3 separate regions of the Homo sapiens genome follow, and all the other regions are linked to region 3. A link is a loop called in an ENCODE intact Hi-C map of the cell type or tissue named here. Cell type or tissue: endothelial cell of umbilical vein. All regions are shown on one strand. Region 1 overlaps LOC105371901 (a long non-coding RNA gene). Region 2 has its middle 21 kb from the start of MIR6516. Region 3 overlaps SEC14L1 (SEC14 like lipid binding 1).

Region 1 (8,000 bases), 81 kb before region 3:
GCTGCCTAATCCGGGTGAGGTGGCAGCTCCATCGGTGAGATGGTTCTTCAGTGTGATCCTGAGAGTTGGTTGTCCCTGGAAGCCTGCCTAGTGCCTGTATTGCTGGCCCTCCTGCCAGTTACATGAGCTCTCTCTATCTCTTCCTAAAGCCCTTCTGGCTTGAATTGGCTAGGCTGGATCCTGTTGTCTGCAGCTAAGAACATCCTGGCTACTGCCGACAAAGCAAAGACAACAGCGGGCAGGGAAAAGAGATGTGGAGAAGTGGTAGGAGAGGCAGAAAGAGATTCGGGAAGTTGGCAAATATTTTGAATAATGGCCACTATTTATTGAGGCCATATCATGTGCACTATCTTTTTTTTGAGACAGAGTCTTCCTCTGTCACCCAGGCTGGAGTGCAGTGGCACTATCTCGGCTCACTGTAACCTCTGCCTCCCAGGTTCAAGCGATTCTCCTGCCTCAGCCTCCCAAGTAGCTGGGATTACAGGCACGTGCCACCATGCCCGGCTAATTTTTGTATTTTCAGTAGAGACAGGGTTTCACCATGTTGGCCAGGATGATCTCAATCTCCTGACCTCGTGATCCACCCACCTCGGCCTCCCAAAGTGCTGGGATTACAGGCGTGAGCCACCGCACCCGGCCCATGTGCACTATCTTTAACCCTCACCACTCTGTTAGGCATTATTCCCATTTTACAGATGAGGAAACGGGCTCAGAATGGTTAAGGAGCCTGCCCAATGCCACACAGCCTTTAACGGTGAATCAGGAGCTGGGACTCCAATCCTTTGTGCTCAAAGCCTAGGCTCTCCCTAGTTTGTTACTTTGTCCAGGCCAACGCTGCCTGCAGAAAAGAGTGGACCCTCCTTTCCCCATTCTTTCTGCTCCTCTTGTCTTCCAACTCTCAGGGCCCAGACATTCAGCTAAGCCTGAGGAACACCACAGTTTGCTCATCTGGGCTTAAAAGGCTGTGTAAACATGCATTAGTCAGCAGCAGCCCACACACTGGAAAACATTGATATACTGGGGCAAACATTCCCAGAATAGATGACAAACTACCGAGTCCACCACTCAGGGGATGGGATTCCAGGAGCTATTTGCTTTCTGCCTTCAACAATTGTGCTATTTGAATTTTTTACACACAGTAGGTGGATTGCTTCTGTTATCACATCATATATTGCAATTAGTGACACCAAATCAGTTGTTTAAGAGAGAAGGGCAGGCAAGAAAACATAAATTGTGATTATCATTGGATAGTGAGATTATCATTAATTTTTATTTTCTTCTTCATCTTCTTTTTTTTTTTTTTGAGACAGCGTCTCACTCTGTCACCCAGGCTCAGTGCAGTGGCACAATCTTGGCTCACTGTAGCCTCAACTTTCCGAGCTCAAGTGATCCTCCTGCCTCAGCCTCCTGAGTAGCTGGGACTACAGGTGTACACCACCACATCCAGCTACTTTTTTTATTTTTTGTAAAAACAGGATCTCACTCTGTTGCCCAGGCTGGTCTTGAACTCTTGGGTAACATAGGAGCAATCTTCCTGCCTTTGCCTCCCAAAGTGTTGGGATTACAGGCATGAAGCACCATCCCCACCCTATTTTCTTCCTTTGGCATTTCTGCATTAGACATATTTCTAAGATGACCGTGTGCTCTCGTTGCTTGTAGCTGCCACGAACAGATAACCCTGACTCACCCTGGGTTGTGCCATGAGGACACTGATAAGAACACACAACTGCAAGGCAGAAGGAGGGCCTGGGCCTGGCCAGAGCAGCAACGCCACCCAAGGCCACCCAAGGCAGAGATGCTCTTTCTGCCTCTCCTCTCTGCAGTCCCCGTGTCTCCTCCATCACAGGTTGCATCCCCTCATGGGTACCGCATGTCTGCAGCAGCCTGAGAATCACACAGCATCCAGACAGAGAATCACACAGCATCCAGACAGAGAATCACACAGCATCCAGACAGAGAATCACACAGCATCCAGACACAGAAACAGGGGCTTTCTTTTCTGGTGTCTCCTTTTTTGTTGTTTTGTTTTTTTGTTTTTGTTTTTTTTTTTTGAGATGGAGTCTCACTCTATTGCCATGCTGGAGTGCAGTGGCACGATCTCGGCTCACTGAAACCTCCGCCTCCCTGCTTCAAGCGATCCTTCTGCCTCAGCCTCCCGAGTAGCTGGGACTACAGGTGCTCGCCACCATGCCCAGCTAATTTTTTGTATTTTTAGTAGAGATGGGGATTCACCATGTTGGCCAGGATGGTCTTGATCTCTTGACCTCATGATCCACCTGCCTCGGCCTCCCAAAGTGCTGGGATTACAGGCATGAGCCACTGTGCCCAGCTGGTGTCTCCTTTTTAAGACTGTGGGAACCCTTCCAGAACCCCCTGAAGTGGGTCCCAGGCCCACTCTTTTTTTTTTTTTTTGAGACAGAGCATCACTGTGTTGCCCAGGCTGGAGTGCGGTGGCGAGATCTTGGCTCGCTGCAACCTCCGCCTTCTGGGTTCAAGCGATTCTCCCACCTCAGCCTCCTACGTAGCTGGGACCACAGGCACACATCACCAAATCTGGCTATTTTCTTTGTTTTTTTTTTGTAGAGACAGAGGTCTCACCATGTTGCCCAGGTCTCGAACTCCTGGGCTCAAGCGATCTGCCCACCTTGGCCTCCCAAAGTGTTGGGATTACAGGCGAGAGCCACCACACCCAGCCACCCAGGCCCACTCTTAAGTCAGTCCCTGGCAGGGGGGATGTGTTAGAATCAGGTCCACCTGCTGGCCAGGCAGGGGCCAGCTTCCCCGGCTTGTGGAGTGGGGTGGACACCTGGACAAAGTTGGGGCCTTGGGAAGGAAGATGTAGCGAAACGGATGCCATGTAGACGGTCTGTGTGTCCTCTATGGCAGATTATTTTATAATTTTAAAATTTTCATTGATATAAAAACATTTAAAAAATTATGCTTGCTGTGTTTCGAAGCCCTGTTGAGGACTTTGGCAGGAGCCACGTCGATGGGTTCCTCTATGAAAGCTTCTGCTCCTTGTGGACGATAATCTCAGCCTGCACACAAATAAAAACCATGTCTTGGCCAGGGGTGGTGGCTCACACCTATTATCCTAACACTTTGGGAGGCCAAGGCAGGTGGATCACTTGAGCCCAGGAGTTCGAGACCAGCCTTGGCAACATGGCAAGACACTGTCTCTACAAAAAATATGAAAAGTAGCCAGGCGTGGTGGCGTGCGCCTATAGTCTCAGCTACTTGGGGGGCTGAGGGGGGAGGATCATTTGCGCCCAGGAGGTCGCGTCTGCAGTGAGCTGTGATCATGCCACTGCATTCCAGCCAGGGTGACAAAGCAAGATTCCGTCTCAAAACAAAAACAAAAACCGGAAACCACGTCTTGTTTCTGCTTCAGGATATTGTTCTCTGGGAACGTCAGGAACCAAACAGGTCCCACAAGCCCCACACTTCCTTAGCTGTGTATCACTGGGTCACGGGAGGTAGGCTGCTGAACTGGGGCCCCTGTCTTGGCTAATAACATCCCTTTTTTCAGCTGTGGTGGTTCAAAATTACGTTTTGTTCTTTGCTGTGAAAAGCGCTAAGCTTTTATCAGACATTATTTGATGTAGACCTAAATATTTAAAGGCTTGGCCAAGATAAATGAAATGATCTTAAAGGTGACTCACATTCCAGCATTGCAAAGTTGAGGGTTGGAGTGAGTGAGGCCATTGGAGGCAGCTCAGGTTTACTGAGTCCATATATTTTCTCAGTGTTCCTTTCAGCAGGTTGGAACTGGCTGCAGGAGAAATCACTGATCCCTTTCAGCATGTCGTACAGTCGCTTAACTGTTTAAAGCAAGTGACACAGAAATTAAGGTGGGGGATCTGATGTCTTCCATCAGAGAATAAGCTTTATCTTATATTGAGATCCAAATTGCCCTAGCAGCCTTGGCTGCTAGAACATAAGAATAAGTGGATTTACTATTATTATTATTATTATTATTATTTTTATTATTATTATATATTTTTTGAGGTAGAGTCTCGCTTTGTTGCTCAGGCTGGAGTGCAGTGGCACAATCTTGGCTCACTGCAACCTCTGCCTCCCGGGTTCAAGCGATTCTCCTGCCTCAGCCTCCCAAGCAGCTGGGACTACAGGCGCCCGCCCGGCTAATTTTTCTATTTTTAGTAGAGACTGGGTTTTGCCATGTTGGCCAGGCCGGTCTCGAACTCCTGACCTCAAATGATCTGCCCGCCTCGGCCTCCCAAAGTGCTGGGATTACAGGCATGAGCCACCTTGCCCGGACAGAATAAGTGGATTTAAAGAAAGAAAAGAAAAAGAAAAAAAAACTCTTCTTATTATTTTCACCAATGATGCACACCTTTTGATTCACTCAGCATTCTAAAATTTTAGCTTAGTCCTTAGATTCTGAAGTTGCAGGTTTTTTTTTTTTTCCTTTCCCCTATTATGTCATGCACATGACACTCAGGAGCTATGCTATAAATCACAGAACAATAAACGGATAGAGGAATAAATGGAACATTAAGAATCATCCAGGTTATTTGTACTTGCTATTTAAAGAATGCATGAGTCAAACCAATTCAACTGCTATACCGGGACCATATGGAAATATTTTGGAGCTGAATGTGTCCGTGGTTTGCCTGCTCAGTAGGATGTCCCAGGACACACAGGCACCTACCTCTGCTAGGCTTTCACTCGGGGCCTTCCTGTGCTGGAGGCCCCTGGCCATCCCACGTGCCTTATGTGCTTGCCACCAATAGGCTTTTCACCGTGACACCAGGATGTACAAATCTTGAAACTGGTGACCTGGAAGGAAGAACAAAAAGCCAAAGAACTGTGAGTTCAACAGAAGGAATGGGGCCGGGCGGGGTGGCTCACACCTGTAATCCCAACACTTTGGGAGGCCCAGGCAGGCAAATCACCAGAGGTCAGGAGTTTGAGACCATCCTGGCCAACATGGCAAAACCCCATCTCTACAAAAATATAAAAATTAGCTGTGTATGGTGGCGCATGCCTGTAATCCCAGCTACTTGGAAGGCTGAGGCAGGAGAATCGCTGGAACCCAGGAGGTAAAGGTTGCAGTGAGCTGAGATCGCACCACTGCACTCCATCCTGGGTGACAGAGCGAGACTCCGTCTCAAAAAAAAGAAGGAATGGGAGTGCGATAGGAAGAGCTCTGTGAACACTGGAGTCAGACTGTTGGGTTTGGATTCTCTGCTCTGAAAGTCACTTATCCTCTCTGTATCTTGGTGTCCCCATCTGCGAAATGGGCTGTGATGAAGATCATCGTGATGCTTGTGAAGTGCCTAGCACAGGGCCTGGGCCTGATACAACTGGTAGAAAATAGAGGGAACTGTGTTCGTTCTTCAAGGAAACTGTAACTGAATTCAATAGGGTGCTGAATTTAGGCATCACATGGGGAGGCAGGAACCATGAACTGGCTCCTAAGTTCTGAATGATCGGTAGGGGTTAAACACGCAGAACTCTTTGTGCCTCGGTCTCCCTGATATGGAATAATAAACTCAGGTTGCCAGAATCATAGCGGTTCCTTGCATGCTCCTGGAATTGCTAAGAGGCTGGTTCCCAGAGAAGCCCTCTGTGTGCCCGAGTGTGCCATGTGAGCCAGGTCAAGCTCTTCTCCAGGTGCACGGGAACCTTGGAACAAGGCCAGCCCTGCCAAGGACAGCAACATCCTTTGTTCTCTGGCTTTCTCAAAGCCCAGAGTCTACAACGTGATGAGCAAGCCAGCCTTGCCCTTCCCTTGGCATTATTTGCTTTGTGGGCAATGGTGATGGGTGGGTCAGGCAGGAGTGGGCACCCTCGGGGTCCAGGAGGCTGACTCTGTGGGGTGCAGGCACCTTTTTCACTGCTCTGGGCTTGACGAGGCTGATACCACTGCCGGGAGAGTGAGCAGGGGCGCCTCCCTTCCCTCCAACAGGGATTTCTTTTTTTTCTCTCTCTCTTTTTTTTAATTTTTATTTATTTTTTTTCTTTTTCTCTTTATTTCTTCTTTTAAAAAAAAGGGATACATGTGCAGAATGTGCAGGTTTGTTATATAGGGGTACACGTGCCATAGTGGTTTGCTGCACCTACTGACACGTCCTCTTAAGTTCCCTCCCCTCACCCCTCACCCCCAACCAACAGACCCCAGTGTGTGATGGTCCCCTCTCTGTGTCCATGTGTTCTCATTGTTCAACTCCCACTTATGAGTGAGAACATGCGGTGTATGGTTTTCTGTTCCTGGGTTAGTTTTCTGAGGATGATGGCTTCCAGCTTCATCCATGTCCCTGCAAAGGACATGAACTCATTCCTTTTTATGGTTTCAAGGGGTCTGTTTTCTTTTCTTTTCTTTTTTTGAGATGGAGTCTCGCCCTGTCACCCAGGCTGGAGTGCAGTGGCGCGATCTCAGCTCACTGCAACCTCGGCCCCTTGGGTTCAAGCAATTCTCCTGCCTCAGCTTCCCAAGTAGCCAGGATTATAAGCACCCACCACCACGCCTGGCTAATTTTTGTATTTTTAGTAGAAATGGGGTTTCACCATGTTGGCCAGGCTGGTCTCGAACTTCCGACCACAGGTAATCCACCTGCCTCAGCCTCCCAAAGTGCTGGGATTACAGGCGTAAGCCACCACGCCTGGCCAAGGGGTTTTTTTTCTAACCAGCTGTAGAGGGTTGAATGTGGGTCCCCAAAAGATGTGTCCAAGTCCTAACCCCTGGTACCTGTGAAGGCGATTTCATTTGTAAAACAGTGTCTTTGCAGATGTCAGTAAGTTAAGGAACTTGAGATGAGATCATCGTGGATTTAGGGTCTACGATGATCTCATTTTGGTGGCTTTATAAGAGAAAGGAGAGAGATTTGAGACACACAAGGGAGAAGGTGGAAGTGGAGACTAGCGAGAGGTGGCCGCAAGCCAAGGAACACCCAGGGCAACCAGCAGCCGGAAGAAGCCAGAACAGACCTTCCCAGAGCTGCAGGAGGGAGCACAGCTCTGCCGACACTTTGATTTCACCTCCAGAGCTTACGGCCTCCAGAACAGTGAGAGAATGAGTTTCTGTTGCCCTCAGCCACCAGTTCGTGGTAATTTCTTGGAACAGTGCGTCAACCATGGGTGCTTCCTGAGCCTTGTGTGGTGAAAAGTTCAGAGCCGTACCTTGTATACCCGGGGGTATGGAGGAAGGTCACACAGGCTCTTGGTTTTGCGTCAGCGTGGTTGTTCCTTCCTGGGGCACACCAGTTCTCCCCGCTAATGTCTAGTAGGCAGCTGGGGGTCACCTCTTAGCACCAGCACGGCGCCTGACCAGAGGCCACAGGGGTGGGCGGGGGTGCAGAGCTGGCAGATGCAGTGCCTTTTAGGACAAGTTATGCATTCACACTTGAGCATTTTATTTTATTTTATTTTATTTTATTTTATTTTATTTTATTTTATTTTATTTTATTTTATTTTATTATGTTTTTTTTTTTTTTCTGAGACATAGTCTCGTTCTGTCGCCCAGTCTGGAGTGCAGTGGCACTGTCTTGGCTCACTGCAACCTCTGCTTCTCGGGTTCAAGTGATTCTCCTGCCTCAGCCTCCTGAGTAGCTGGGATTACAGGCACATGCCACCAGGCCTGGCTAATTTTTGTATTTTTAGTAGAGATGGGGTTTCATTGGCCAGGCTGGTCTTGAACTCATGACCTCAGGTGATCCACCTGCCTCGGCCTCCCAAAGTGCTGGGATTACAGATGTGATTCACCGCGCCTGGCCACGCTTGGGCATTTTAAAGTAGAGTGAGCTTTCTGAACGTGAAGGGGTGATAGAGACTGTTGTGCCCAACTAAGCCAGATGACCATCTCCCCATGCACCCCTAGCCCCTTGGAGTCCATTTAGCTTATGTAGCTCATAATTATAGACAATGGTTTGCCAAGAAATTCCTTTGTATTTTTTTCAGCCTGTCTGTGCCAAGAGCCGTACAAATGAGCATTGGTCTTTTAATCATATTTTCATGTTGGTCTTTTGAACAATTTTCAT
Region 2 (8,000 bases), 96 kb before region 3:
ACCCTTTCTCAAAAAAAATAAAAAAGAAAAATTATTTGGTTCTCAGGAGAGAAATAGGCTGCGTTCTCCTTCTCCAGCCCCGGGCTTTTCTTTGCTGTTCACCTTGCTGACTCCCCATGAATGCTTGTATCCGGCCACCAGGGTGGCATTTTGCAGAAAAGCAGTAATTTGCATATCACCTAAAAGAGTTCACACATCCCCCATGGGGTGTAATATACCATCAAGGATCACTTAAGTACTGGAGAGAAGCAGCTGATCAATGAAGAGCTTTAATGACTTGAGAGTCTGGGGCAGGGGAGAATCTAATTTATTCAGCCAACCACCGTGGACCCACAGGGGAAAGAACAAAGAGCCACAAACAAAAACTCACTTCCACTTCAGGACCACTTAGCCCACGCCAGGCTCCGGGCTCCGGGGTCCAGGCTCCAGGCACCAGGCTCTGGGTATTTAATCCTCAGAACAGTTTCTGAGACTGGCATCCTTATCTCCACTTTAAAGACAGGGATGGAGGCTCAGGGACGATCACTTGCCAAGGTCACACAGCTATTGAGCGCTGGGTAGGAACGAAAAGAAAGAGTCTCCTTCGTGTAGTTTCAAACTAATGAAAAATGGAAAAAAATTCAAAAGTATTTTCAGTAAACAAAAAATCTATTATATATTTCTATTCTATGTTATGCTAGTTAATGAAGACATAGATGAAAAGGAGAGAGGGGGAGAGAGATTGAGAAAGTCCAAGAAAACAGGAAAGAGAAATGAGATACAGGAGTCCGTAGACCAGGTCAGAAGATCCCCACCCACAACGGTGGATGGCAGAATAAACCGCAACCTCCTCACACACCGAGGGGCTTGGGGGATTCCCGGTGACGTAAAGGTGCCCTCCTTGACTTTCTTGCAACAACAGCAAAGGCTTCTCCACAGTGGCGTTCTAAAGGTTTCCCACGCGCTGACGGCTGAGTTGGTTTTCAAGCTTTACTTGGAGCTTGCTGACACTATCACAGATGCCTGAAAGTCCCTTTGAGAAAGGAGCCATGCTGGCTGGTTTTAGCCCACAGTCTCTGAACACAATTTGGTATTGACTTTTTATTTATTTATTTAAAAACAGAGACGGGGTCTCACTATGTTGCCCAGGCTGGTCTCAAACTCCTGGGCTCCAGCGATCCTCTCACCTCCGCCTCCCAAAGTGTTAAAATTACAGGTGTGAGCCACTGCTCCCAGCCAGTATAAATGTTTGTGTCAGTTTTCAGCCCCCTGTTCCATGCCCCCCCATACCATGCGCACGCACACACACACGGACTTAGATTCTCCCCATTTGAGCAGCTTTCCTCCAGCTGTTTGGGCGAGTGTGCAGTGCTGCCATATAAATGTGCTCAATAAAGCCCATGGTGATGACTCATCTCGGCACTATCTGAGCTCCACTTTCCCCATCCAGAGTCCCGAGTTTCTGCATTAAACGTGGTCGTCATAACCCAGTTCTGTCCGGCAGGAAGCCCTTGCTACAGACCTGGGTCCAGTGTGTCTCCTCTGGACAGTTGGGAGGTGGCAGCCCTATGGTTCGTGTGGGTTCTTCCCACAGGTAACTGAAACAGAGGGCCAGAGGGATGGGACCCCAGCATAGAATATGAATGTATAGGCCAGGTGTGGTGGCTCACGCCTGTAATCCCAGCACTTTGGGAGCAGAGGCGGGCAGATGGCTTGAGGTCAGGAGTTTGAGACCAGCTTGGGCAACATGGCGAAACCCTGTCTCTACTAAAAATACAAAAATATTAGCCAGTCATGGTGGTGCATGCCTGTAGTCTGGGCTACTCAGGAGGCTGAGGCAGGAGGATCGCTTGAACCTGGGAGGCGGAAGTTGCAGTGAGCCAAGATCATGCCACTGCATTCCAGTGTGGCCGACAGAGCCAGGCTCTGTCTCAAAAAAAAAGAAACAGCTGACATGTATATATACATTCATCTCTGTCTCCAAAAAAAAAAAAAAAAAAGAATGTATATGTCATCTGTTTCTTTTTTTTTTTTTGAGACAGAGTTTGGTTCTGTCACCCAGGCTGAACTGCAGTGGCTTGATCTCAGCTCACTGCAACCTCTGCCTCCCGGTTTCAAGCGAGTCTTCTGGCTCAGCCTCCCAAGTAGCTGGGATTACAGGTGCCAGCCACCACACCAGCTAATTTTTGTATTTTTAGTAGAGATGGGGTTTCACCATGTTGGTCAGGCTGGACTCAAACTTCTGACCTCAGGTGATCATCCTGCCTTGGCCTCCCAAAGTGCTGGGATTACAGGCGTGAGCCACCGCACCCAGCCTGGGGTTTGGCTTTATAGACTAAGGGCTGAAGAAAGCAGAAACAGAACAAAAAGCATATTGGTCATTTCAAAGTTAAATTCTTTGTAAGGCAGGAAGAGATACAGGACAATACAAAGACAACAAGAAAAAGATAACCAGTCACAGTTACATCTCTTTTTTCTTATAGAGATGATATCTTGCTATGTTGCCCAGGCTGGTCTCAAACTCCCAGCCTCACGTGATCCTCCTGCCTGGGCCTCCCAAAGTGCTGGGATCATAGGCGTGGGTCACAGAGCCCACCAAGTTACTGTTTGTTGTAAGGGTTAAAACAGAGGGAACTTCATTAGCATGCTGACTTGAGACTGAAACTGGCCTCCTTGGGAAATTAGGCTGCTATTTCTCTCGCCTGATTTCTTGGGAAGTCAGATAACAACTCAGTGTTGGTTTGCTGAGCACGGGTGACTCCATTTTGATTTTTGTCTGGTCTTTTGGGGCCTAGTGCAGGAGTTTAGTCCAAAACAAGGGCCTCCTATGATTTTTGTTTAACACTCTGAAAGAGAACGAACTGAAACTAACTGTTCAAAGGTATATTTTCTCTTTGCTTTCTGTAGCTTTTATTGTTTAATGCTCAGCCTTGGAAGGATATGCCGTTCCATATGTTCTAAAAGGAACAAAACAGTCTACCAGTACTTAGCATCTACTCATTTCCAGCCACTAGAGTCCCCAGCCTCACCACAGTTTAGCAGACTGTTAGCTGTTACATTAACTAAATGCGTAAAATGCTGATATCCTAATATGCCTCTTTTTTTGAAAATAGCATCATAATTCATCATAATTTGTAGGCTCGCAAACATTTTCTTGGAATCCACTGGACTCCCCCATGCTTTTTAATTCCGTACTTTCTGTGCAAGCAACACAATAGTTGGAACTGACTTCAGGCCAACTGCTTCCTTTTAACTTTTGTCATGTTACCCAGAATAGAGGCATGGAGTTGTTTACCCGGTTTTCATTGAGGAACATTCTTTGTCTTCCAAGGAATACATAAGAAGCCTTCCTGTCTCAGAACACCAAGCTCTGAAAGGTGACTTTTCTGCTCGAGTAATTACACTGGTTGACTGAGCTCCGGAAAGGAAACGCATTCTTGGTTGCAGAGAGAGGAAGTGGCTTGCATTGTTGGACAAAAAGAAAAATGATTGTTTCCTAGGGTCACTGTCCTCAGCCTCCCTTTAGAGAGCCTGGATCTTGCAGCCATCAGTTATGGAAGTGGCTCTGGGAATAACTTTGCCCTGGGTGATGATTGTTGATGAAAAGAGTCGAAGTGTATAAAATATTTGAAGAGATTTATTCTGAGCCAAATATGAGTGACCATGGCCAGAGACACAGCCCTCAGGAGGTCCTGAGAACATTTGCCCATGGTGGTCAGGACGCAGCTTGGTTTAAACATTTTAGAGAGGTATGAGACATCAATCAAATACATTTAAGAAATACATTGGGGCTGGCTGGGCGCGGTGGCTCATGCCTATAATCCCAGCACTTTGGGAGGCTGAGGTGGGTGGATCATGAGGTCAGGAGATTGAGACCATCCTGGCTAACAGGGTGAAACCCCATCTCTACTAAAAAAAAATACAAAAAATTAACTGGGCGTGTTGGCAGGCACCTGTAGTCCCAGCTACTCGGGAGGCTGAGGCAGGAGAATGGTGTGAACCCGGGAGTTTGCAGTGAGCCAAGATTGTGCCACTGCACTCCAGCTTGGGCGACAGAGTGAGACTCTGTCTCAAAAAAAAAAAAAAAAAAAAAAGAAATACATTGGGGCTGGGCACAGTGGCTCACTCCTGTAATCCCAGCACTTTGGGAGGCCGAGGCAGGAGGATCACTTGAGGTCAAGAATTTGAGACCAGCCTTGCCAACATGGTGAAACCTCATCTCTGCAAAAATACAAAAATTAGCCGGGTATGGTGGCAGGCACCCGTAATCCCAGCTACTCGGGAAGCTGAGGCAGAAGGATCGCTTGAACCCAGGAGGCAGAGGTTGGAGTGAGCCGAGGTTGTGCCATTGCACTGGGTGACAGAGCGAGACTCTGTCTCAAAAAGAAAAAAAAAAAAAAAAAATACATGTGTGTGGTCCAGAAAGGCGGGACAACTCAAAGCCGGGGGTGGGATTCCGGGCTATACGTGAATTTAAAGATTTTTTGGTTGACAATTTTTTGGCTGAGTTTGTCTAAAGACGTGGGATTGATAGAAAGGGAATGTTGAGGTTAAGATAAAAGATTGTGGAGACCAAAGTTCTTTTGAAGTGTTTTTTTTTTTTTTGAGACAGAGTCTCGCTTTGTCGCCCAGGTTGGAGTGCAGTGGGGCAAAAGCCACAGACACTCAAGGCCAGCCAGTGCAAGCAGCCGGCAGCCGGGAGGGGGGCTGAACCCCAAAAAGCCACAGGGATGGAGCTGCCCAAGGCCATGGGAGCCCACCTCTTGCATCAGTGTGACCTGGATGTGAGACATGGAGTCAAAGGGGATCATTTGGAACTTTAAGGTTTAATGACTGCCCTATTAGATTTTGGACTTGCATGGGGCCTGTAGCCCCTTTGTTTTACCCAATTTCTTCCGTGTAGAGTGGGTATATTTACCCAATGCCTGAACCCCCATTGTATGTAGGAAGTAATTAAGTTGCTTTCAATTTTACAGGCTCATAGGAGGAAGGGACTTGCCTTGTCTCAGATGAGACTTTGGACTTGGACTTTTGGGTTAATGCTGGAATAAGCTAAGACTTTGGGAGACAGTTAGAAAGGCATGATTGTGTTTTGAAATGTGAGGACATGAGATTTGGGAGGGGCCAGGGGCAGAATGATACAGTTTGTCCGTGTCCCCCACCCAAATCTCATCTTGAATTATAGTTTCCATAATTCCCAAGTGTCCTGGGAGGAACCCGGTGGGAGGTAACTGAATCATGGGAGCAGTTACTGCCAGGCTGTTCTCGTGTTAGTGAGTGAGTTCTCAGGAGATCTGATGGTTTTATAAGGGCCCTTTCCCCGCTTTGCTCAGCACTTCTCCTTCCTACTGCCCTGTGAAGAAAGTGCCTTTCTTCCCCTTTGCCTTCCACCATGATTGTAAGTTTCCTGAGACTTTCCTAGCCATGCAGGACTGTGAGTCCATTAAACCTCTTTACTTATAAATTAGCCAGTCTCGGGTCTCTCTTCATAGCAGTGTGAGAACAGACTAATGCAGGGGGGCTATTATGTTGCCAATCACAGGTATATAATAAAAAGTTAAGAATTATAATTTCTAAGTGGTAGGATTTCCCTTAATCCTTTTCTCTTATCTATATTTTCAGAAGTTTTCCCAGGAATACACATACTGCTTTTGAAATGAGAAGAATGAAATCTCATTTATAGTCTATATTGACGTCTTTGCAATGTTCATTAATCCACCTCTCAGGACAGCCCTGAGAAGTGCATACTGTTCCTGAACAGTTAACAGTTACAAAGATGAATTGAAAAGTATTTAGGCGGCCAGGCGTGGTGGCTCACACCTGTAATCCCAGCACTTTGGGAGGCCGAGGTGGGTGGATCACGAGGTCAGGAGATCGAGACCATCCTGGCTAACACGGTGAAACCCCATCTCTACTAAAAATACAAAAAAATATGGTGGGCACCTGTAGTCCCAGCTACTTGGGAGGCTGAGGCAGGAGAATGGTGTGAACCTGGGAGGTGGAGCTTGCAGTGAGCCAAGATCGCGCCACTGCATTCCAGCCTGGGCGACAGAGCGAGACTCAAAAAAAAAAAAGAGTACTTAGGCATAATGGGTCATGCCTGTACTTCTAGCACTTTGGGAGGCCGAGGTGGAAGGATCACTTAAGACCAGGAGTTCGAGACCAGCCTAGGCAGCAAAGCAAGACTCTTTCTCTACAAAAAAATTAATCAGGCATAGTGACATGTGCCTGTAGTCCTAGCTACTTCGGAGGCTGAGGTAGGAGGATCACTTGAGCCCAAGAGGTTGAGGCTGCACTGAGCCAAGATCGTACCACTTCACTCCAGCCCAGACATTAGAGCAAGACCTTGTCTCGAAAAACAAAAAAAAGAAAGAAAAGAAAAATAATGCTTTTTACTAGGATTTTTACAATATGTGAAACGAATTCTATCTTGAGAACAGAGTATTGGTATTGCCAGTAATATTTTAAAGTTCTTTTGCTTCCAAAAAGGAAGGTCACCTTCCCTGTCTATAAGAAGTCAGTGCCACCTTGGCCCACAGAACCTCAGATTCTCACCTCTGCCTTCCCAGCCAGCCTTCCCTTCTTGGGCACTTTTCTGGGACACAGGCTGAATGCACCCAAAAATGCATCAGCAGGCTTGATAAAGAACGAGTTAAGGCTGGGCTCAGTGGCTCACACCTGTAATCTCAGCACTTTGGGAGGCCGAGGCAGGTGGATCACCTGAGTTCAGCAGTTCTAGACCAGCCTGGCCAACATGGTGAAACCCTGTCTCTACTAAAAATATAAAAAAATTAGCCAGGTGTGGTAGCACATGCCTGTAGACCCAGCTATTCAAAAGGCTGAGGCACGAGAATTGCTTGAACCCAGGAAGCAGAGGTTGCTATGAGCCGAAATTGCGCCACTGCACTCCAGCCTGGGTGACAGAGTGAGACTCTGTCTCAAAAAGAAAAGAAAAGAAAAAGTTGAAACACCAACCAAGGTAAGTTCATCTCCCTTCTAAGCCACCCATGAGACACTGCTGGGGTGAAGAAGTCACTGTCTGTGGCAAAAACCATTTAGATGAGAAGTGGACACCCTTAAAGCTTCCGCTTCCCTCTGCAGTACAGCAAAGAGTTAAGCATGATAGGTTAGTTTCTATTATTCCCACCTTGTGCAGAGATTCAATGTCCCCTACCCTACTCACAGGCCTAAAATGCTCCCCAGGCACAGCCTTCTGGTCCCAGGAGAGAGATCCCGGCTGCTAAATGCGGGTGCAAATAAAATCAGCAAAGGGCGCCCTGGATGTGAAGGAGGTGTGGGTGTCAGCCTGCAATCCCCACCTGCAGCAAGATCATTTTTATAAAACCCTTTGTTTGGCCACCTGGATATCTGTGACAAATGATCCCAGGAGCCACTGCCTTCCCTCCACCCCACCACATGATTCAAAAGGCAGGCACTGGCTGGGCAAGGTGGCTCACGCCTGTAATCCCAGCACTTTGGGAGGCCAAGGTGGGCAGATCATGAGGTCAGGAGTTCGAGACCAGCCTGACCAACATGGTGAAAATCCTGTCTCTACCAAAAATACAAAAATTAGCTGGGCATGGTGGCGATCACCTGAAATCCCAGCCACTCAGGAGGCTGAGGCAGGAGAATCGCTTGAACCTGGGAGGCGGAGGTTGCAGTGAGCCGAGATCGCGCCACTGCACTCCAGCCTAGGTGACAGAGCTAGACTCCATCCCAAAACAAACAAACAAAAAAGGCAGGCACTGGCCAGGCACAGTAGCTCACTCCTGTAATCCCAGCACTTTGGGAGGCCAAGGCGGGCAGATCACCTAAGGTCGGGAGTTCGAGACCAGCCTGGCCAACATGGTGAAACCCCGTCTCTACTAAAAATACAAAAATTAGCTGGGCATGGTGGCGCATGCCTGTAGTCCCAGCTACTTGGGAGGCTGAGGCAGGAGAATTGCTTGAACCCAGGAGGTGGAGGTTGCAGTGAGCCGAGATTGCGCCATTGCACTCCAGCCTGGGCGACAAGAGCAAAA
Region 3 (8,000 bases):
AAGGAGGCTGGGCGCGGTGGCTCACACCTGTAATCCCAGCACTTTGGGAGGCTGAAGCGGGTGGATCACCTGAGATCAGGAGTTCAAGACCATCCTGGCCAGCATGGTGAAACCCCGTCTCTACTAAAAATACAAAAATTAGCTGGGCGTGGTGGCACACACCTGTAGTCCCAGCTATTCGGGAGGCTGAGGCAGGAGAATCGCTTGAACCTGGGAGGCGGAGGTTGCAGTGAGCCGAGATCGTGCCAGTGCACTCCAGCCTGGCGACAGAGCAAGACTTCGTCTCAAATAAAAAACAAAAAAGGAGGCCCAGCACAGTGGCTCACGCCTATAATCCTAGAAGTTTGGGAGGCGGAGGCAGGCGGATTGCCTGAGCTCAGGATTTTGAGACCAGCCTGGGCAACACGGTGAAACCCTGTCTCTAGTAAAATACAAAAAATTAGCCGGGCATGGCAGCGTGCGCCTGTAGTTCCAGCTACTTGGGAGGCTGAGGCAGGAGAATTGCTTGAACCTGCAGGCAGAGGTTGCAGTGAGCTGAGATCGTGCCACTGCACTCCAGCTTGGGTGACAGGGAGAGACTCTCTCTCTAAAAAAAATAAAAAAATAAAAAAAAAAAAAAAACAGAGTAGAGCCAACACAGGCTGCTTGGTGGGGTTTTAAGGATTTTTAGAATGTTCTCATTTGTCTTGGTCCTTAGAGTGGGAATTGAGGGAAGCTGGCTTTTAAAAAGCTTTCATTCAGTTTTTAGTAATCTATGACATGAAAAAAAATGATTTTCTAAGAAAGAAAATTTTAAAAGTACTCTGTAGTCATAGAAAAAGTGTCTGGATAGTTTGATGTTCCCTTGCCGTTGAAAATCAGAGCTCTTGGGCAGCCCCAGTTGTTCAAAGTGAGCCCAGCTTATGGGCAGTTGTTCAGACTGAGCCCAGCACTTATGCAGCTCGAGCTGAGTGAGTCCCAGCCGGATTCCCCTCATCCCGGCACAGCCTTCTATTTCCAGGACCCTGCACAGCTACCCTGTCAGTTGGTTTTTATTTTTCTCGCTTACAGCTTTTTGGGGTAAATATTGGACACACACCCCCTATCACACAAATCAGTTGCCACTTCTAAGAATCAGAAAGACTTTTAAGCGCCCCTAGAACACAGGCGAACACATATTCCTGTTAAGGGTCTTAGAGTTGTATCCTCAGTTTCAACTGGGATGGTGCTGACAACTCATTCCTTCCCCTCCTCTGCAGATGGGCGGCCCCTCTACGTGCTCAGGCTGGGGCAGATGGACACCAAAGGCTTGGTGAGAGCGCTCGGGGAGGAAGCCCTGCTGAGATACGTAAGTGCGCGGCTGCGAGACTCCAGGTGCCACTGTGGCGTCACTTTTTTTCTCTGCCAGTAGGATTGGGGTGTTAACCAGCCTGTTAGAACAAACATGAATTGCTTATGTAGTTAGGACTGAAAATATATTAATATCGTCTTAAAATTTCAAAAGGAGACACAGAAGTTATAAAAGTGTTTCTCACAGTGGAAGCGTCAGTGAGGCAGTCAGGGTCTCCCCCGAGATGCCTGTGTAGCAGCAGTTTGAGTCTTTTCATTCACTCCCATGTGGAATTGCCCTCTCTTGGGACGCCACTCACAGCAGACCTCTTGATAGCATTCTTTCCACTGGCCCTTCGTTAACGCGAGCTCTTGGCGTCTTTCTCCAGACCCTCCTGAATGCCTGCTGACCCATCATCTCGCTGACTCCAGCCAGGCCCCGCTCCACTGCTGCCGCCATTGGCAGCTGTGCTTCCCCCTCCCAGAGAAGAAGATGGTCCTTCAATTTGAAAACAAACAGAAACTTAAAAGACGTATTTATAGCCCCATTATCCTGAAATACGCATTTTTGGCTTTATTTTTTATTATGTTTTTTGAGACGGAGTTTCACTCTTGTTACCCAGGCTGGAGTGCAATGGTGTGATCTTGGCTCACTGCAACCTCCACCTCCCAGGTTCGAGTGATTCTCCTGCCTCAACCTCCTGAGTAGCTGGGATTTCAGGCACCCGCCACCATGCCCAGCTAATTTTTTCATATTTTTACTAGAGACGGGGTTTCACCATGTTGGTCAGGCTGGTCTCGAACTCCTGATCTCAGGTGATCCTCCCGCCTTGGCCTCCCGAAGTGCTGGAATTACAGGCTTGAGCCACCCTGCCCAGCCAGCTTTTTTTTTTTTTTTTTTTTTTTTTTTAAAGAGACATCGTCTTACTCTGTTGCTGAGGCTGGGGTACAGTGTACAGTGTCTATTCGTGGGTGTCATCACGACTCACTGCAGCTTCAAACTGCTGTCCTCAAGCAGTCCTCCCACCTCGGCCTCCTGAGTAGCTGGGACTACAAGCACCACCACTGAGCCTGGCTCACTGTTGGCATTCCCTTGTGTATTGTGTTAGTCTGCCCCCACCGCTATGTGTGTTTATATATCCCCACATGCACACGTTCACACATAAAGATAGGGATGGACTTTATCTACAGGGGAGGGGTTTATTAACCTAAAGCAAAGGATCGCTTGAGCCATGCCTTACATCTGTTCTCAGGCTGCCTTTTCTCTTGGCGGGCACATGTGGTATCAGAGTGTTCTCACACTCACAGACATTCATCTCCTGTTCCCATGCACTTGTTCTGAAGACAGAGCCCCAGAGCCAGGCCCCTGCTCATCTGGGGATACCTCTGTGCTTCACTTTGGATAGCCGTTACCTTTGCCACACATGACAGTGTTTATTCTCTTTCAAAAGTAGAATTTATTTGTTGGTGGTGATGTGTTTAGCGCATGTGAATGTGTAAGAAAATCTCCATAGGTGACTTTTTTGATTTACATGCTTATCTGTAATACGCTGTTAGTGTCCCTCTTCCATAGCTGGACGCGGTAGTTTTAGCCTTAAACTAATCATGGTAAATTTTCATGCCCTTTTGTATGTAGGTTCTCTCCATAAATGAAGAAGGGCTAAGGCGATGCGAAGAGAATACAAAAGTCTTTGGTCGGCCTATCAGGTAGATGTGGGATTTTGTTTTTCCTTTCAACTTACTGAGAAAACGAATTAAATATTTCTAGTTGATTTTTGGAATTAAAATCTACTTATTATTTTCCAAGGTGCTCTAAAAGGTAGACAAGAAGTGAACATGTAATATGCCAGTGACGAGGGACAGACAGTTAGTGTTTTTTGACCCCAGGCATTGCTGTGACGTCAGCCAGAGTGGGTTGGCCTGTCTGCTTAGTCTGTGCGGGCCGCAGGAGCCCAGGGCTGCAGATCGTTTGCTTGTTTTTGCCTCCCCTCCCCACCCAGATGACTCTGTGTTCTTAAACCAAGCTCTAAGTTACAGTAAAGAGTTCTGAAAATGTTTAGTGATTCAGAGGTTGACATTGATAAGGGTGTAGATGGTTCACTGGGATGTAAGTTCCATGAGAACAGGGTTTTTGAGGGCCTTTTGCTGACTGCTGTATTCTCAGCTCCTGGGACAGTGCTTGCCTCTCTCTCTGTTGAAGCATAGCCCACTGCAGTTCAGATGCAATATGTGTTAAAATACCAGCTGTGTGCCCTGTTGATGGCAGGTTGGGGGGTGGTTTAGCACGTCGAGGACAGCACACTGTGGCTTTGCTTGCCGGCTCACTGAGCATATCTGAGAGAGCTTTTCGTGCATTATCAGTCAGCCTTAATTGCAGTTTCAGGCCTTGGTCCTACCACACTGATCCTGTGTGTTTTGTACAAGTAGATATAAACAGGGTTCATAGCACTATACATAGCACTATAATTTAAAAAAATTGATTATGATGTATTTGGAAATAGCTATAAATGACCAAAAAGGAAGAAAATAAGACACAGTTTGCTAAGTGTGCTGTCTGTTGAATGAAACACATCTCTGCACAACCTGCAGCTCATGGACCTGCCTGGTGGACTTGGAAGGGCTGAACATGCGCCACTTGTGGAGACCTGGTGTGAAAGCGCTGCTGCGGATCATCGAGGTGGTGGAGGCCAACTACCCTGAGACACTGGGCCGCCTTCTCATCCTGCGGGCGCCCAGGGTATTTCCTGTGCTCTGGACGCTGGTGGGTTGAGATGCTTTTTGCAGTAACTGTGAGCCATTTGGAAAGCAGATAACATGCATTCATATACACGTGTCTGTGACCTAAAGTCTTAACTTCTTAGGAAAAAAAACAATAACATGCAAAGATATAAAATTTCTCAAATTGTTTAAGAAAGGGGAAAAACAAAATGTGAGTGTCCTAATGCCATGCAAATAGACTTTACAGAAGAAGTATATAAACTTGAATGTCTTCCCCCCACCCTCCCACTCAGAATACCACATTGTCATTTTAATCTTGGACACTCAGGCAGCAGAGAAATATGACTGCATGGTCTTCTCCTCCTCACAGGTTAGTCCGTTCATTGATGACAACACCAGAAGGAAGTTCCTCATTTATGCAGGAAATGACTACCAGGGTCCTGGAGGCCTGCTGGATTACATCGACAAAGAGATTATTCCAGATTTCCTGAGTGGGGAGTGCATGGTATGTCCTGAGGCGAGGAACTGCACATTTGGCCCCTTATGCAGGTGGGAGAGGTCGGTGTCGATTTGCACAAATGATTTTCAGAACTTCCAGTTGTTTGGATGTTTTGTTTTTGTTTTGTTTCTTTTGGCCGCCATTTCTCTGATCCAGGGTTAAGCTAAAGAGAACCATTGAAGTAATTGTTGATACTGTACATTTCTTCATTGTTAAATACGAATGAGAATTCGTAGAATCAAATACGATTGCAGCTTGCTTTGATTCACACGGCTTTGTGTGAATCAGATCTTTAAACAATTTTAGAGGAGCTGTCATATTTTCTAAAATACTGTTAAAAAATTGAATCAGTTCTCAAAATTTCCCACCCGCCCCTCCCCGTCCTTTTTTTTATGGAGACAGGGTCCGGCTCTGTCACCCAGGCTGGAGTGCAGTGGTGCGATCACAGCTCAGCAGCCTGACTTGGTGGGCTCAGGTGATCCTCCCACCTCAGCCACCCAAGTAGCTGGGACTGTAGGCGTGCACCACCATACCCAGCGAATTTTTTGTAGAGGCAGAGTCTCACTATTTTGCCCCAGACTGGATGACATTTTTGGTTTTTTTTTTTCTTCTTGAGATGGAGTCTTGCTCTGTTGCACAGGCTGGAGTGCAGTGGTGCAATCTCAGCTCACTGCAGCCTCCGCCTCCCAGATTCAAGCGATTCTTCAGTCTCAGCCTCTGGAGTAACTGGGATTACAGGCATGCGCCACTACCCACAGCTAATTGTTTTATTTTTAGTAGAGATGGGGTTTCACCATGTCAGCCAGGCTGGTCTCAAACTCCTGACCTCAAGTAATCCGCCCACCTCGGCCTTCCAAAGTGCCGGGATTACAGGCATGAGCCACCATGCCTGGCCTGGATAACATTTTTAAAGTAAAAAAACGAAGGGAAGTGGTTCTCAACATACGTTTGGGGTTTTTAATATACTGAGTTGCTGGGTAATGAAGCAGAGGCCTCCACTTCTATATCCTGTACTCAGAGAAGCTCAGAACCTTGGGGTCCTTATAGGCTTCTAGCCCATGGTGCACAGTTGTGTCTTGGGAGCATTACGGAAGCCAGAGCCTCTAGAAGTCCCAGTGACTTGTTCCATGGCACACGGCGGTGGCTGAACTCAGCAGGGAGTGAAGCTCCTTTTCAGAAGGGCTCTCTAGTCATCCTTCATATGAAAAGTTACCCGTTTGGAATGTGTACCCACTGGGTTTGACTCAGGTATTTAGCTAATGAATTGGACATTCAGGGGACTTTGGACTTTCTGAATGGTTAGAGAAATTTAGAAAACAAATGAATTTAGCTTTCACTTCATCAGTTCCACTTTAAGGAAATTACAGGCATCATCACAGTACAATGCAAAGAGCAAGTAAGTTACAGTAAAGGTTATAGGACCAGAATTTAGCAAGCGCCTATGAGGTTAAACCGCAGGCTCAGGTTCGTAGAAACCTCTGAACTCCTTTCATGATATGAGCTAGCCATCCCGTGTTGTTGCTGCTTCCAATTATGACACGAAGAATTGAGCTGGAGCCCAAGGAGACCTGCCTCACCGCGTTGTGCCTGTTTGTCACATGCCGACCTCCGTAGTGTGTTTGCGGTGCTGAGCGTCTTTGTGGTTAATTGAACTGTCCAAAAACTTGGGCCTTCTAAGGCTTCTTCACCTCTCTCCTGAGCTGCTGTTGAGGCTGATTGTTGAAAGGAGGTTGTTCCCTCCTGCTCTCTGGTGGCCGGAGGTTACTAACCAGCGGGCAGTCTGGTATTTTTCCACCACGACATCACTGCTTTGACACTTATGCTGTACTGCAGGCTGAAGACTGAAATGTTTATTTTCTATGTAGTTGCTTCCCAAGGCTAATAGAACGAGGACTTCGATTTTATGAACTTTAGTGTGGAGTCATTGTGTCAAGGTCAATTAGGAGATTTATGTTATGTACAAGTTCTAATTCAACTTGTTTCAGGCAAATTCAAAAGAAGTTCTTCATTAGTTTTTGGCTGGTGTTATAGACCAGTCATTTGACTTTAGACAGAAAACATTATTCATTGATTCTGTATCTTCACTATAATTCCCTATCATAAAAATAATGCCTGTGGCTATTGAGAGCAAAACTCTTTTCTTAAAGTAATACTTTTCCTTTACAGGGCAATATAAATACCCCTAATGCTTATATGAGTCAGCTTTAGTAACTGGGTGCAGTGCCTCACGCATTTTAGTAGGAATTCTGTGGTACATCAGCTTCAACTTGTTCCCGTTTATGCAGAGTAAAACACATGTATTTAAGTGGTTTTTAAAAACATATTGCTCAGTAGTGCAGAGTGTTTTACGACCCTGCCAGTGTTTTCCATTTTCTCAGCAACCTCCAGAAGTTGAGTGCAGGGGGATAGTGCTGGCCGGTGTGTCTGGGTTTCGTGGGGTTGGTTTGTGTTTGCACAGGTTTCACTGCTGTGTTTCTTCTTCCAGTGCGAAGTGCCAGAGGGTGGACTGGTCCCCAAATCTCTGTACCGGACTGCAGAGGAGCTGGAGAACGAAGACCTGAAGCTCTGGACTGAGACCATCTACCAGTCTGCAAGCGTCTTCAAAGGAGCCCCACATGAGGTACGTCCTCCGCCTTCCTGCACCTGGGCCGGCCCTTCCTCCGCAGAGGGCCTGGCCCTCGCAGGGCTTCCTGGCAGCCTTTCATTCAGAACAGTCCACTCGTTTTTCTGCTCTTTGTCTTTAGGCTTTTGTTGACACTCGATATTTAGTTTCAGTAAATGTCAACGTCGAAGAATGGGTCTCTCTCAGAATAGAAACTAGCTGTGCTTGATCAGAGTGCCTGGAAAGGAAATTGGATCTCTTGACCTCCATTTTACTAAAGCCACCAAACACAGAGATAGGAATAGCTAATCTTTCCTTGTTGGAGCACTTAACTCCTGAATTTAGTTTATTTCATGGTTATATTGAACAAGTTTCATGTGCTACTTTTTCTTTTTTTTTTTCTAGACAGAGTTTTGCTCTGTTGCCCAGGCTGGAGTACACTGGCATGATCTCAACTCACTGCAACCTCCGCCTTATGGGTTCAAGCAATTCTCCTGCCTCAGCCTCCCAAGTAGCTGGGATTACAGGCACCCGCCACCACGCCTGGCTAATTTTTGTATTTTTAGTAAAGGTGGGGTTTCACCATGTTGGCCAGGCTGGTCTCGAACACCTGACCTCAGGTGATCCACCTGCCTTGGCCTCCCAAAGTGCTGGGATTACAGGTGTGAGCCACTGTACCTGGCCCGTTTGCTACTTTTTCTTGGCTGGGTTTTGGTTATTTATAGATATCTTGGGGATTTTCCGATTTCTGTAAGTCTAATGGAGCAAGGAGGGTGTTCCTGTATTCCTTTTTTGCTGTCACTTTTGGTAGAGAAGCAAGGGCGTTCCGTGTTCCTGTGCATGCCATATGTCTGTCCTGTAGCATCACGAGTG

Evidence for each region. Hi-C counts contacts between places; a loop is a spot of excess contacts. Peaks named below come from ENCODE experiments on the same cell type or tissue, not always from the same donor. Only the 100,000 strongest peaks of a DNase experiment are listed, where the experiment ranks them.
Region 1: it touches region 3 in a loop (9-fold over the local background); 2 of 110 quality-filtered maps call a loop at or near these places.
Region 2: a loop joins it to region 3, with 7 times the contacts of the local background. A loop is called at or near these places in 5 of 110 quality-filtered maps.

Annotation. Positions count from the first base shown.
Region 1 is chr17:77,121,018-77,129,017 of GRCh38, forward strand. It overlaps LOC105371901 (a long non-coding RNA gene), which reads right to left. Exons shown (of 5, transcript XR_934988.3): 3 at 4,673-4,800; 4 at 3,663-3,821; 5 at 2,730-3,038. It also overlaps a transcript of SEC14L1 not described here. Among named protein-coding and RNA genes, the nearest start is that of SEC14L1, 16 kb to the right of the region's middle. RefSeq lists enhancers at 2,962-3,735, 6,723-6,772. In endothelial cell of umbilical vein, no CTCF peak of the experiment used is centred here; DNase peaks (open chromatin) are centred at 1,004, 1,684, 3,404, 4,604 and 2 weaker places; H3K27ac peaks cover 7,657 bases.
Region 2 is chr17:77,106,827-77,114,826 of GRCh38, forward strand. It overlaps a transcript of SEC14L1 not described here. Among named protein-coding and RNA genes, the nearest start is that of MIR6516, 21 kb to the left of the region's middle. RefSeq lists enhancers at 1-602, 716-1,045. In endothelial cell of umbilical vein, no CTCF peak of the experiment used is centred here; a DNase peak (open chromatin) is centred at 3,295; H3K27ac peaks cover 6,531 bases.
Region 3 is chr17:77,202,332-77,210,331 of GRCh38, forward strand. It overlaps SEC14L1 (SEC14 like lipid binding 1), which reads left to right. Exons shown (of 17, transcript NM_001143998.2): 10 at 1,239-1,327; 11 at 2,945-3,015; 12 at 3,898-4,069; 13 at 4,397-4,531; 14 at 7,011-7,145. Among named protein-coding and RNA genes, the nearest start is that of LACAT1, 47 kb to the right of the region's middle. In endothelial cell of umbilical vein, no CTCF peak of the experiment used is centred here; DNase peaks (open chromatin) are centred at 4,430 and 6,300; H3K27ac peaks cover 6,404 bases.